2 separate regions of the Homo sapiens genome follow, and region 2 is linked to region 1. Evidence: chromatin contacts called from ENCODE Hi-C or POLR2A ChIA-PET data. All regions are on one chromosome and are shown on one strand. Each heading gives the region's core, a stretch centred on a gene start or an enhancer-like site at or near the end of the contact. The rest is flanking DNA. Distances are from core to core; before and after follow the strand shown.

Evidence for each region. A loop is a pair of places that touch in the nucleus more often than their neighbours do. ChIA-PET counts read pairs that join two places held with the same protein, here RNA polymerase II (POLR2A). Pooled maps may share reads with other maps.
Region 2: a map of DLD1 shows a loop between it and region 1 (4-fold over the local background). The contact joins two enhancer-like sites. A Hi-C loop is called at or near these places in 9 of 168 maps with a recorded cell type or tissue (DLD1, MCF 10A, Right ventricle myocardium inferior and 5 more) and 8 of 50 pooled maps. POLR2A ChIA-PET finds 5 or more read pairs at or near these places in 5 of 52 experiments (RWPE1, SK-N-SH, WTC11 and 1 more).

What each region holds. Positions count from the first base shown.
Region 1 is chr18:48,047,774-48,054,531 of GRCh38, reverse strand. All of the region lies in intron 3 of ZBTB7C (zinc finger and BTB domain containing 7C), which reads left to right. Among named protein-coding and RNA genes, the nearest start is that of ZBTB7C-AS1, 110 kb to the left of the region's middle. RefSeq lists an enhancer at 1-326. Within about 2 kb of position 4,124, at least 2 of the 41 ENCODE cell types and tissues checked have a DNase peak (open chromatin) inside an H3K27ac peak, as active enhancers do.
Region 2 is chr18:48,150,514-48,157,271 of GRCh38, reverse strand. All of the region lies in intron 3 of ZBTB7C (zinc finger and BTB domain containing 7C), which reads left to right. Among named protein-coding and RNA genes, the nearest start is that of ZBTB7C-AS1, 8.8 kb to the left of the region's middle. Within about 2 kb of position 3,276, at least 7 of the 41 ENCODE cell types and tissues checked have a DNase peak (open chromatin) inside an H3K27ac peak, as active enhancers do.

The DNA of each region.
Region 1 (6,758 bases), core at 2,875-5,374:
TAGACAACAGCAGGGAGGCAGGAGTGTTTGTCGAGGGCTGAGGCATAACCAGGACATCTTACACCTGTGATGAGTCCTCGGCATGTGACTCTGTCCTCTTTCCTCCCACAGCTGCCACCCCCCACGGCAGCTCCTCCCCGGCCAGATCCCACATGGAGGTCTGGGGTAGAGAAGGGCAGGGGAGTGGCCGTGAATAATGCAGAGCGGCTTCCTGGGTCAGGAGATACAATCTCCTAACTGGTTCCGGCCGCCCTTCCCTCCCTGCTCCAGGACTGCTTCTTGCTGACACCTTCCTCAAATACAGCGCCAAGAGATTCTTCTCCTATCCAGAACCTTCCCTGATTTCCTTCGCGGAAGGATTCCAATGCTCATGAGGCCCCTGCCTCACCGTCCCACCCACGCCCAAGACTCCCACATGGTGGGCTGCAGTGTTCCCTGCTCTGCTTCCCAGACTAGCCTGTCTCTAAATTCGTTGAACTTAAATCTTTGAACCCAGCACCGCAAACTCCCTGGCATTCCTGTCTGCATGTGCCATCCTCACTCAGCCTCTGCGCATGCCTTCGCACAAGCTAATCCCTTTGCCAAAATGTTGTCCTTCCCCTGCCCCACATCCCTGGCTGCTTGGGGGCCTCACCTCCTTGGAGGAGTCCCCTTCCTGGGCCCAGCAGAGTCCCCGTCCTCTGACCCCAGGCACCCCATCTGCCTCCATGAACCAGCACTTAGCACTCATTTTAGGTCTTGTCTTTACTGTCTCTCCCACTCTTCTGTGGCTTCTTAAGACCAGGAGCTCCATCTCTTTCATCCATGTTTCTCCAGCACTTAGCTAAATGGGTAAATACTGCAGTAGCTGAGAGAGACAGTTGCAGACTGCTTAGGAAACCCGGAACCTGACTGCTTAGGTTCAAGCCTCGGCTCTACCTCAGTTTCCCTACTTGAAAAATGGGGTGATAATGATGACAGTAGCCACCTCATGGGGTTTTTGAGAGGATGAAATGAGAGAAATATAAATGCAAATATAAATATAAATATAAATGTAAAATATTTAGGACAGCGACTGGTACCTAATGGGCACCCAGAGTACATCTCAGTGACCAGTTTGATTCAGTCAAAGGTGAAGGAATCTCAGAATTGGTCCTTCCATCACCTGTTTACTGTGTCTCTGTGCAGCATACCTGAAGTCACCATTATGGGAGAATGAGTTGTGTTCCTGTCCATTCCCCAACCCGCGCATGCAAGGCCTGTGGGGTGTCTGTAATGAATCTGTGCACATTCTGCAGAAGCGGCCGCTCCCAACTCCATGCCCATTCTTGGCCACTGTAGGGGCGATGGGAAGACAGACATGGAAGCTGCCTCCTCACTTTTCCTCTGGGGCAGGCGGAAGGGACGCATCAAGCACTTTTACCAACCTGTTGAGTCGTCATCACTCTACTCACTGTGGTCAAATAATAACCCCACCTTGACCTTGTAGAACACTCGTCATCTGAAAGTCCAACGTGTGTTCACATGTATTTTCCTGTGTAACTTGGCAGGGTCCCAGAGAGAACTAAAGTGAAGGGGGTGGGAGGAGAAAGAGGGCAAAGTCAAGGTCACAGGAAACCCAAAGTGAGATGCAGCAGCCCCAAGACATCTGAAGTCGAGCTGTGCATGACCTCAGAATCCAAGGATCTATCCTGGAACCAAAATATTGAAATGGATTCATGTGTGGGCAGCAAGGGACATTCACAACCAGCTAGTCTTATATAAAAGAAGAAACTGAAGCTCAAACAGGGACCCGGCCGCTTCAAGGTCACATGAAGCAGTTGCAGAGCAGAGCTAGGATTTTAACTATAATTCCTCCCCCAGAGGGTTTTGGCCTGCTGTCTGCTGACTGCACACCTGGGTACTTCCCAGCCTTTGCTCCTCATGCTCCCGGCCTTTCTCTGCTCCAACTATGGCCCCCTCACCTGGCCTCTGCTTTCCTTTCTGCCTGGTGTAAAGTCCCCAGGGCCAGCAGCAATGGACTCAGCTTCCAGAGCCCTACCCACAGCACTGGGAGCCCTTGGCACGTGGGTAGAAGAGGCATGCAGACAGCACACTCAGAGGCTAGCCAGCTGTGGAGCACCTTAATGCCTTCTAGAACAGATGCCAAAATATCCCCAGGAAGGGTCAAAATATGGTACCACTTAGCCCAGTTATCCACACACAACCTCTTCAATAACTAGCAAAATCTAAACCATTTCCACTCTACTAGAGGAGATGGCCCCTTTGGGCAGAAATGGCTACAAAGAATAGTGCTCTCATGGGTTGATGCTTGTCCCACCCTTCCACCACAGCCCCACCCTCCAGGGAGCCATCCAACACCAGAAGGGGACATCTCCTGTGAAGGCAGCCTGAGGCCATTGGGAGTATGAAACTCAGTAACGCGTGGCCTAGTGCTGTTTATGGGAGACGAGTGATTTATTTTATTATCTAAATTTTCAGTGGTTTAATAAGGTTTAATAAGCCTCCCAAGAAGTTTTCTGGCTCAGGAAATCGCCTGTAATAAACACAAGTAGTAAATCCTTTATTTTGAACATGAAAGAGGTGTGCAACTTTTCTTAAAAGAAAACAAGTCTCCCCCCACTGCCCCCTAGAAAATAAAGGATGAAAAAATAATTAAAGAACAACAGCTTGAAGGGGCACCATTTGATTTGCCTGCCGCAGACTTCCATGGCCAACCCGGCCAGGGTGCCAGCCATCTGCGGTGGCACTCCTCTCCATTGGTGTGTCCCGCCAGCTCTTGACCCTGCAGTTGCACCCTAGCAAACTGAAACGAGCCCTCACTTTGTGACTGAGGCCAGGCAGCCCCGTAGGGAACCCACTTTTTCTGTCTTTCTTGCAAGTCCCCTGCATGGTGCATTAGCAAAAGCAATGGCCTCAGGGAAGATGCGAGCGCCCCCACTCTCATCCCATCACTTTGTGACCTTAGCCTCACCTTCACTTTAGTTTCCTCATCTGTCAAATAGGCATAATTCCGCCTGGCCTGCCACCAAAGAGGTCAAAGTGCTTTGAAAGGTAAAAGGCTCCAAGCCACCCCTTGGATGAGGGGATGAGGGCAGTGGTCCTGGCACATCCACTTCAGATTGCCCCAGAGGCCTCAGGCAGCCTCTACATAGACGAAGGGGGTCCTCTAGGTGTGACTGAGCAGCTCTGACACTCATGTACCCTCAGCCTGAATCCCACACCCATTTCTATCCCCAAAGCCCAGGTGTGAGGCTTCCCCTCATTCTTCCTCACCCATCTGCCCATCCCTTGGGCTACGCTCTTCGGTACCCTTCAAGTCCAGCCTAGAGAAGCGCACCCTGGCTTTTGCCCTACTCTAAACCTCTATGGGGATCTTAGACCTTGTTCTGATAAAATCAAACCAATGCTGGTGTAGAGGAGATGGAGAAAGGGTTGAAGAGGTGGCGATGATGTTGGGGCTGGAGGTCAACAGGGGATACAGCCTCATACAGGGGGCAGAGCCTAGGTGACCAGCAGGAGGTTTGGGACCTCTGTCACTTACACAGTTCTGTGACCTTGGGCAAATCAATTCACCAGCAGGAGCTTAGGTTTCTCGTTGGCAAAATAGGCAAAATAATTCCTTATGTACACAGGGATCCTAGGAAAACATGAAGAAAAATGCCTGTGAACAAGCTTTCCTGAAAGTAAAGCTCAACAGGCATGTGGCATTGTTAACCCAGGGGGTTTCAGCAGAGAACCATGAAGCAGAGACTTGAGTGACTGGTTGCAGAAAAAAAACTCAGACCTTAGATGTAGGGGCAGAGAAAATCTGTCTGTGACTGGGATGAGAACCCAGGGGTGCCTGCTTCCTGGGTCTGGCCTCTTCTGGGCCCTTGCTTGTCTTGTCAAGGGGGCTGGACATTGCAGGGAAAGAGGAGGGGGTGCACAATTGTGTGAGGTGGGAAGGGCCTGCATTCCAGCTGTAAGGGAACACCTGGATGGCCATTGCCCTTAGCAGAGGAAGAAAGCTCAGAGCAAATCGCACAGAAACCCTGAGGGGCTGAGTGGGCCAGGCTCAGCTGGGGACTGCGGGCTCTAGGCGTGTCCTGGCAGGGTGGCAGAGCAGGTGGGGCCGGCTTTACCCAGTGTGGGCGCTCTGCCTGGGGTGCTCGTGGCGGGCAGGGCACAGGCTAAAAGTTGAAGTAGCCCTGCCCAGCCTCCCAGCCCACATGTCTGGTTCCAGCCTCTGGGGCAGCCAAGGCCCAGGGGCATTCCAGGGCCAAGGGGTGTGACCACCTTGCTTGGGGAAACTGCCAAGGGCTGGGTGGGTGTGCCCAGCAGAGATCTAGGGCTGGCCAGCTGCTTGGGCCAGGTCTCCCACCCTTTATCCTGCCCTAACCCACCACCCCTTTGTGGATTTCAGTGCCTACAGACCACGAGTAAAGACCTGCTCAAAGAACGCAGGTAGCCGCTGCCCAACCTCATTCCCACATCTGGAGAGGAAATCCACATCCCTTCTCACCCCATGCAGCACACCTCCCACCCCCACCTCAGCCACTAATTCCACCAGGTGGCTGTGAAGCTCCAGGCCTGGGCATGGGAGGAGGTGGAGGCTGGAGACTGGGTGGGGACAGCTTCCGGGATAGTGGGAGTCGGCTGGCTGGGGCCAGCTTGCCCTGGGGATTTGGCAGATGGAACCACCATCCTGAGCCCAGATTTGCTGAGCTGAGCAGGATTCAGGGAGGCACCAGACTTGTGGATCATAGCAATAGAATTGCACCAACAGTTCTATTCTTGAAGGGCAGGAAAGCAATGGGACTCAAGCAGAAATCCAGTTCCCACCCTGCTGTTTTCTAGCTGCGTGACTTGGAGCAGGTCACTTAGCCTCTCTGATTACCATAACAGGGATCATAATACCAGCAGAAGAATGAAATGAATTAATATAAGCACCTTATGAATGATAGGGCTCTGTTCAAATGTCAGGTATCCCACGGCAGAGGGCTGGGGCCATCCCACTGCCTTTTGTGATTTCAAAGCTATCCCCTTTGTTTATTTGAACCAATCTCATTCATACAGTGTCTACCATGTTCCTACTTGCTGGCATCCTGGGAGTAATGCAGAAATACAAGAAATAGACCCTGCCTTGAAGCAGGTGATCTCACTGGGGGAATGGGACTTCCAAATAACCCAAGTGTGCCTGGAACCTCAGGCTGACTCATTCCACTCACATACCACTCGGCGAGATCCATGCAATTACTTCCCCATTTCCTAGATAAGGAAACTGAGGCAGCAGAAGTATATAATTTGCCTACACCAGCACTTCATGTTCCTAGTAAAACTAAGACTAGAACACGAGTCCTTTACTAGCCAGGCAGGCTTGCACCTAGTTGGGGGCACTGTGGTCTAACAGAGGGGACACAGGCTTGGGCATTAACCTATTTATGCAAGAGGTTGAGAATCTTTTTGTGAAAAATCAGACTTTGGCGATGACCTTGAGCAGTAGGCTATAAATAACTCCCACAAGCTTAGTGTTCCAATAATGGAACACTAGGCATAAATGGGTTAAAACATCCTAGTTCTAATTCTAGCTCTGACACTGATTTGCCATGTGGCCTGGGGCATGGGCTTCGTTCTGTGCCTAATTTTCTCATCTGTAAAATGGACGTAAAATTTGTACCAGCCTTGCCAAGCTCTTTGGGTTAGAAGTACCTGAGACAAGGAGGTATGAAAAAACCTTAGAAGATGGTGATGCTCCGAACAGATGCCAGGGGAGAGCCCTGGGAGCCTGTAAGGACCCTTCTCAGGGAGTGTCTTCAATAGCGTAGATCTCTGCAAAACTGTGCAGAAGGCAAATTGGTTTCTGTTATGGCCCCATCCCTGCAAAAACACCCATAAGATGTCTGCATCCTTCCTGGACTTCACAATTGCTAGCATTGGTTGAGCACTGACTACATATCAGGAGGCAATTTGTGTGCATTACCTCATTTGATCCTCATGGCAACTCATCCTCATTGTACAGATGAGGAAACCCAGCTCAAGGAGGGTAATTACCAAGTCCCACAGGTCATGGGGTGGTGAAGCGAAGATGTCAGCCCAGGCTATCTGAGAGCGGGGACCTCACCCTCAACCTCCTCAGTCAACTCCAGGCACAGTGTCAGCACCAGCTGAGGACAATTTGTTTGATCCCACTTGGGGAATCCAGGTTAAGCCTATTTTCAGAAGGGATTTAAAGCTCTCCAGATCCATTCCGGATTCAAATGATGTAGAGCATGTTCTTCCTGCCCCCTCTGCCCAACAAAATGCTTTCTACTCTTCACAGCTCAGACAAGGCCCCTGTTCCTAGAAGCCTTCCCTGACCCCCAGCCCACAGGGATCGGTACCTTTCTGCCCATACCACTCATTTGCACTCCATACTCCTTAGTCACCTGGCAAGCTTGGGTCTCAGCCCCCTCTGCTCATCTTTCCAGGCTGGCTCTGATTAAACCCCTAGACTAAGAGTCAGCCTCCCAGGGGAAGGGTCCAAATCCCCCTGCCCTTGAATTGGACTTCCCAGGGGGCAGCATGGTGAAGGGGAACAAATATGAGCTTTGGCATCAAACGCAGCTGGGTTCAAATCCTGGCTCAGACATTGGCTGGCTGGGTGGCAATGGGCAAGCTACCTGCCCTCTCCATACCTGTTTTATTATCTGTAAATTGGAGGTGCTGATAAAAATCTATATCTTTCAGAGTTGTGTTGCTTGAGAAAGGATTAGAGGTGTGATGACTGACGTGACAAGTGGCATTCAATAAATGGTAGC
Region 2 (6,758 bases), core at 2,027-4,526, 100 kb before region 1:
TATTATTCTATGTTATTTCTATGCTATTTATATTGCTATGTTATTTATATGATTCTTCTTGCTGTTAATGCTTTTATTTATTGAAAAGCTCTCCTCAGAGAGTACCCCCAGGTTATAGGCAAAAGCCACATAGAGGAAGCTGTCTAAGGTCACCCAGAGAACCCTGCTTGACCAGAGTTGGTGGCTCTACCCTCTCCCACCCTTTGAAATGGCAGCTTGCCTACCCTGGACCACTGGTTCACTCTCAGCTAAAATTCTGGCCTGTATTCAGAAGATGCCTTATTCCACCACCAACACTAAAGGTTGGGGAAAGCCTCTGAGTGACAGGCAGGGGCACTGCCTTTCAAACTGCAGCCAGAGAGACCCCTAATGGGGTCCACTCTCCATCCCCAATCCTGGTCTCTCCTCTCTCTTATCCAACATCACTCGCTCTCGGGGAAAAAAAAAAAGTGTTCTAAGGGGGACTTAAACTTTACTTAAATTTGACATTCCCTGCTGTTCCTTTCTGAGTACCTTTATTTTTCCCAGTTGAAGCAAGGAAAGAGAAAAAGGTATAATGATGGAAATGGACAGAATTTGAGTGCAGGAAGTGCCATGAGGCTTCCTATTGTTTGGGCAGTGTTTGATGTTCTTAAGAATGTATACAGAATTAACTTTGATCAACGATAGTAGCTTCAATCTGGTGGCTCCATCGGCCAATGGAAAGTGAGTAGTATTTTATACATGGCAAGGACACAGCCAAGAAAATGAAATGATCAGTTTTGTGTGTATCCCACTTTACTTTTCGAGTGCTTTCCTTCACAGACAAGCTCTAACTGAATCCTCACAAAGATCCTACAAGGCAGGATTTGCCCATTAGACAGACTGGAAAACTGATGCCTCAAAAGAAAAGGGGCGCATTGTGGGTTAGTGAAGACACCTAAAGAACAAAAAAGCGGAGCTCCATGGGACTGTTGTATTTCACCCTCCTCTTGGCTGCCAGCATCTTAGTACTAAGTCTATCGCCATGCCGTGTCACGTGGGCAGGTCTTCTTGGCATTCATCTTGAACATGACCCAAATCCTGGCTCCATCTTCCCTCTTACTTTTCCTTTGCCCCATTTTTCTTCCTTATTTTTTATGTATGTTTACCTTGCCCTGTAGGCGCATTTGTAAGCTGGCTCAAATCCTTTTGGGAACAAGGTGGGTTATAAATGCACACGTTCCTACACAGGATGTTGTTAGTCATTTCATAAGGTCTCTTGTGGAGGAGATTAGCCAATAGCTTCTTTTGTAACCTTAGGCACACCCTCCTTCCATAAGGGTCAAGTGAGAGTATGGGTCTATAGGGTCTGTGAGGGGCCCAGCAACTTTGACAGGCTGAGTATTCTTCTATTTCCAACCCGGTTAGAGTCACACAGTACAGTTTGAGATAAAGTAAGATCTAAAAATCTGGTTTTTCTAGTCTAACCCTAGATTGGTTTGCACTAAACTAGTGGTAGTTCTCAGCCTGCCCAGAGGAGTGAAATATAGAATGCAGGCACATCCCCTTCCTGCAATGAGATGACCACACCACACAAATGTCATAGCACTGAGAAGGAAATCGTTTACATTTCAAAGAAATAAAACCCTATATAACATGTAAAGAATATTAGAGTTGGCCGGGCGCGGTGGCTCACGCCTGTAATCCCAGCACTTTGGGAGGCTGAGGCGGGCAGATCATGAGGTCAGGAGATTGCGACCATCCTGGCTAATGCGGTGAAACCCCGTCTCTACTAAAAAAAAAAAAATACAAAAAATTAGCCGGGTGTAGTGGCGGGCACCTGTAGTCCCAGCTACTCGGGAGGCTGAGGCAGGAGAATGGCGTGAACCCGGGGGGCGGAGCTTGCAGTGAGCCAAGATTGCACCACTGCACTCCAGCCTGGGCGATAGAGTGAGACTCTGTCTCAAAAAAAAAAAAAAAAAAAAAAAAAAAGAATATTACAGTTACAGGGAATCCTCATTTATTTGGCTACCTCTTGTATCTGGGACAGAGCCAAGCACCCGAGAGAAAAATAAAACAATTTTTGTTTGGAACATAGGACAAATGTTCCTGTGACAAAAGAGGTCAGAGAATACATACCCCAGCACACTTCCTTGGGGCCCATGTCACATGGGGCCTATTTGCTCCTATTTCATGCACAATTTTAACATTTAGTTTTCTAGTTTCCAAGCCTACATGGGACCAGATGGCAAATGAGAATATAGGGTAAGGGACTGCTAATGAGAATTCAGTTATGCACCAGCTCTTCCCACATTTGGTGGCTCTAGGAGGCAGCACTGGGTGAGGATTGGCATTGCTGGTGAGAGTTTCTCTGGGTTCCTATTATGCAGACTTGACTTCTTCAGATCTTTTAAACAATTCCCATAAAGAGACTAGGACTTGAGCATTTAGCAGTGGCAATATAGCTCAGAGTGTGACTCATTTAATCAGAGGACACAGATGCCAGCCAGGGGCACTTGCAGGTGAGACTTCAAATGAGGCAGTGGGAAAGGTTGGGATGGAGGGTGAGGGCGAGTGCATTATGGGATGATGCTCACTATAAAATGGCTAGTGAAGAACACAGGGTAAAAAAACTGCCTTTATAATAGAGTCCTAGACACATCAAGTTTTCCATAAGGTGTCTATATTGCTTTCAAGACTTAAGAAGCACAAAGTTTTATTTTCTAAAATGAAAGGAAATGCCAGACCCAAAGGGACTGTTAAGTCGGGAGAGGGAACCCTTAAAGAATTGAACAGGGCAGATTTTGGAGACTGCCATGAAAGAACGGCAGCTATAGGCTTGGTCTTGCTTTTGGTATACAGTCAATGGCTACAATCCTCTGGGGTTCCCCTGCTCTCCCTGGTTACAGCTCGGGCCTTGTCCTGTGCCAGAGAACAGTCCCAGGGCTGTGCCCCTGCCTGCAGAGCACTCCTCCCCCGCTCAGGTATCCCTAAGGCTCTGGATCATCTGTGAGAGCTGGGGTCTATCCTCAGACTGCTTCCTCCTGCCTTGATTGACCTCCTGGCCATTCAGATCCTTGATTGACCTCCTGGCCATTCAGATCGATTCCTGACCCCTGGTCACGCCTGTCTGTCAGGACCCCAGGTGACAGGGTCGCAAGCCCAGAATTGTGCCCAGCCCTAACCCCTGCTTGCTTACTGGGTACATGGGCAGTGTGTTCTGCTGCCAGAGGCCTCTCAGACTCTGCATCCAGCTGTGGCCTTTGGACTTGACATAGCTTTCAGAGACCTCCCTTTCCGAGTTTCCCAGCCATGACCCTGAGCCACAGCCATCACCCTGTCCACTAGTCACTTCCTGACCCTTTCCTCAGAGCTGGCTGTTCCTACAGCCTCCTAGGCCCTGGGGCTTCCAGAACCAAGTTCAAAACCCTGAGAGGGGAAGGACTGAGGGAACCACCATTTTCACAGAGTGTGTGTATTCCCATATTTACTCGAACCTGTCAAGAACATTTCATGAGGCCAGGAGCTTTGACCTCAAAGAACACAGCCAAATTCCAAAAAGATATAGTCATACCTCTGAGTGTATCCTGGAGTGTGTGGCTCAGGGTGGACCAATTCACAGTCCTATGGCCAGTGGCCAGTGCCCCTCTTTTGTAAGACTTTTGAAATTGTAGCAATATTTTTGGATCATTCATCAACATCTTGGTACTGCCTGACATATATAGCCCATGTTTCATCCATGTTTTCTTTTCTTCCCTTCTTCCTTGCTTCCCTTTTTCCCTTTGGACCATGGCAGGAAGCTCCCTGGGTCTTTCTCATGCCCTAATCATCATGCAGACCCCAACAAGGAAGGTTGTACCTTGTACCTTTGTGCCCTGAATTACCCAGGGAGAGGCAGAGAAACAGAAAGAGAGTGGGTGCAATCTAGCTCCTCTCCCTCTATTAGCTGACCTCAGGCAGATCCTCTAAACTTCCTTGTACCTCAGTACCCCATCTGTAAAATGGGCATGCTAATCCTCACCCTAAAAGCTTGTGGTAATGGTGAAATTAAGAAAATGACTATAAAGCCTTTTATATGTTGCCTGGCTCATATTAGATGCTCAGTAACATCTAATGAACAATTAGCCTGGATAATTTCAACTGTATGTGCCTCCCTATGCCTTTAAAGGCAAAGGGAAGAGGAGAGTTTTGATATTCAGAGTCCAGCCCTTTTGTGGAAGACAAAGATGGGGTTGATTCTGACATCCCAACATCACTGCTCTCAAAGGGCATATCTTGCCCAGGCACCAGAAGCCCCAGCTGGGAACCCACCCTGCCTGGCTTCGGGTACCCATTGTTCCACTCAACAGCTGTGTGCTTTGGGGACAGTGACTTAACATCCCTGGGCCTGCATTTCCTCCCTTGTGAAATGGAAGTTATAGTGCTGTCCAAACCACCAGATGAGAAGTAAACAAGATAATACTTGCAAAGCGCTTAGCACAGTGCCTGACACCCACTAAGTGCTCAATAAGGGCTCATCGTGATTATTTTCAAGTGTGTGTCCCATCTTATGCAAGAGACAGCTCTGGAAAAGTTGCGAAACCAAATCCCGTTTTCCCACTAACTGACTTCATCACTGCACCAAGACTTTATCTTTGCCTCTGATCATCTGTGGAGGGCAGTGACTCTGAACACCTCAGCACCAGGCTTCCTGCCTCCTCCCAGCTCCATGATCTCCTTCTCATGCAATGGAAAAATAAGAAATGTAGGTGGCATGAATAATGATTCTTTATGATACCTATTTGTTAAATGTAGATTTGTTTGTTCTATTCATGTATCAATCATCTGTTCTATCTATCATCTGTCCATCAATCATCTATCTGAGAAATGCCACCTATGATTATTTTATCTTTCCCTACCATAGGTAAAACAATATATAATTCATACAACGAACAAATTATAGTTCTAGTCAACAACCTGCCTTTCACCTGGATTTTTTTTTTAACATTTTAGAGGTCATAAACTTTCTTGAAAATTTGATGAATACTAATGGGCTGTCTCCCAGAAAAAGGATCATACTTACATACTTGTACAGTTTTGCATATGGTTTAGCTGGGGATTTAAGGATTCTCTGAAGCCCACCAGAGACACTGTTAAGGACCCTGTGGAAGCCAGAGCCCAGCTCTCCTATGTAAACACCCTGTGTCCCAGTAGTAGCACATGGCTGATTAGGTGTGCACTGAAGCCCTCCCCACCATATTCAGACTCCTAAGACTGGCAGGCCAACTCACCCCCTTGCCCACTGTCAACTGGTCCCACCCATCCTCCTACAGTGTCCTCCCTCCTGTGACAGGGCTGGCTGGCCTGTGTCCCTCCCCTTGGCTGTCACTCACCTTTGTCCCACTGCTTCCCCACCCGCATATCTACATCTGACCTACAGTGCGAGTATGGAATGACATCTGACTGATCAGAGCAGGCCCAGGGAGGATGTGGAGCTCGAGCAGAGAGAAGAGAGGCCCAGTTGTCAAGGCAGAGAAACCACGAAAAGCATGGAAACGTGAGCTCCTAGTTCAGGGGGTGAAGTCACAGCTGGCAGGGAGATTGGAACAGAGAGAGAATGTGTTTCAAGCTTGATTTTTCCCTCCTGTCTGATTGGAGATTGAAGAACTCAGCAGTGGCAAAACGCCCTGGCCCATGAACAAGAACTCCCTGGGTTCTGGTCTTAGTTCTGGCATTGACTAGGTGTGTAGCTCTGGGCAGGTCACAGGTCGCTTCGACAATCCAGCCTCCGTTTCCTTATCTTTAGAGTGAGGAGACTGAAATGCTGGCAGCGCTGTGGTGAGACGGACTCTTTTGAACAGTGCAGGTGTCAGCCTAAGTGGAAAATGCAATTTAGTGCTATATGTTAGGCACCATGAACATGTTCATACCCCCTTTCATCCTTCTAAGAATCTCATCTAAGGCAGTCATTCAAAATATGAGGGCAGTATGTCTAAGGATGCTCATCCTAATGTTAGCTATAATACGGAAAAGGTCCCGGTGTCCCAGAGTAGAGGAGCGGTTAAGTATGTCATGCCGTGTCCACTGGTGACATTTTATGCAGCTATTAAAAGGAATCACTGTGGTGAACATGCTTCAGATGCAATCCAGCAGTTGAAAACCTCCTCCTGCTCCCATCCTCCAGCCACAACACACCTGAAGGAGGGCACTGATTCTCAACCAGGGGCCACTAACCAGCAAGGCCACACCGATCAGTTACCAGTTGTCACTGCTTCTTCCATATCGGCAGCATGCATCCTTAGAGATCTGTGAAAAATGCAGATTTGGAGTTCAGATTCTGACTCAGTGGCTCTGAGCTGGGGCCCAGGAGTCTGCATTGTAAGCATCTGTCCAGGAGATTCTGGCAGAGGATTTGAAATCCACGTACTGAGAAATGCCACCATGCTTCAGTCCTTGCACAGCATGTCCTTAGATGGCACAATCCAGGCTGTTGCACCCCTTCTTTTCATCAGTGAGATGTAAAGTCTTTATCAGGGACTTCAAATTTGCATTTGTCCTAGAACTCACTGCTAGGTAAATCTGCTAACTATGCGAGACAGAGAGCTACTTATTCTCTGCTTTGAGATTCCCGGAAACAGCATCTACAGCCTTGGACAAGGCCATAGTCTGTTTTACCCCTATTAGCTTAACAGGTCCTACCTTCTGCCTTGCTTTGGTTTCTCCTACTGTATTTTTTTTTTTTTTTTTTTTGAGATGGAGTCTCGCTCTGTCTCCCAGGCTGGAGTGCGGTGGCACAATCTCGGCTCACTGCAACCTCC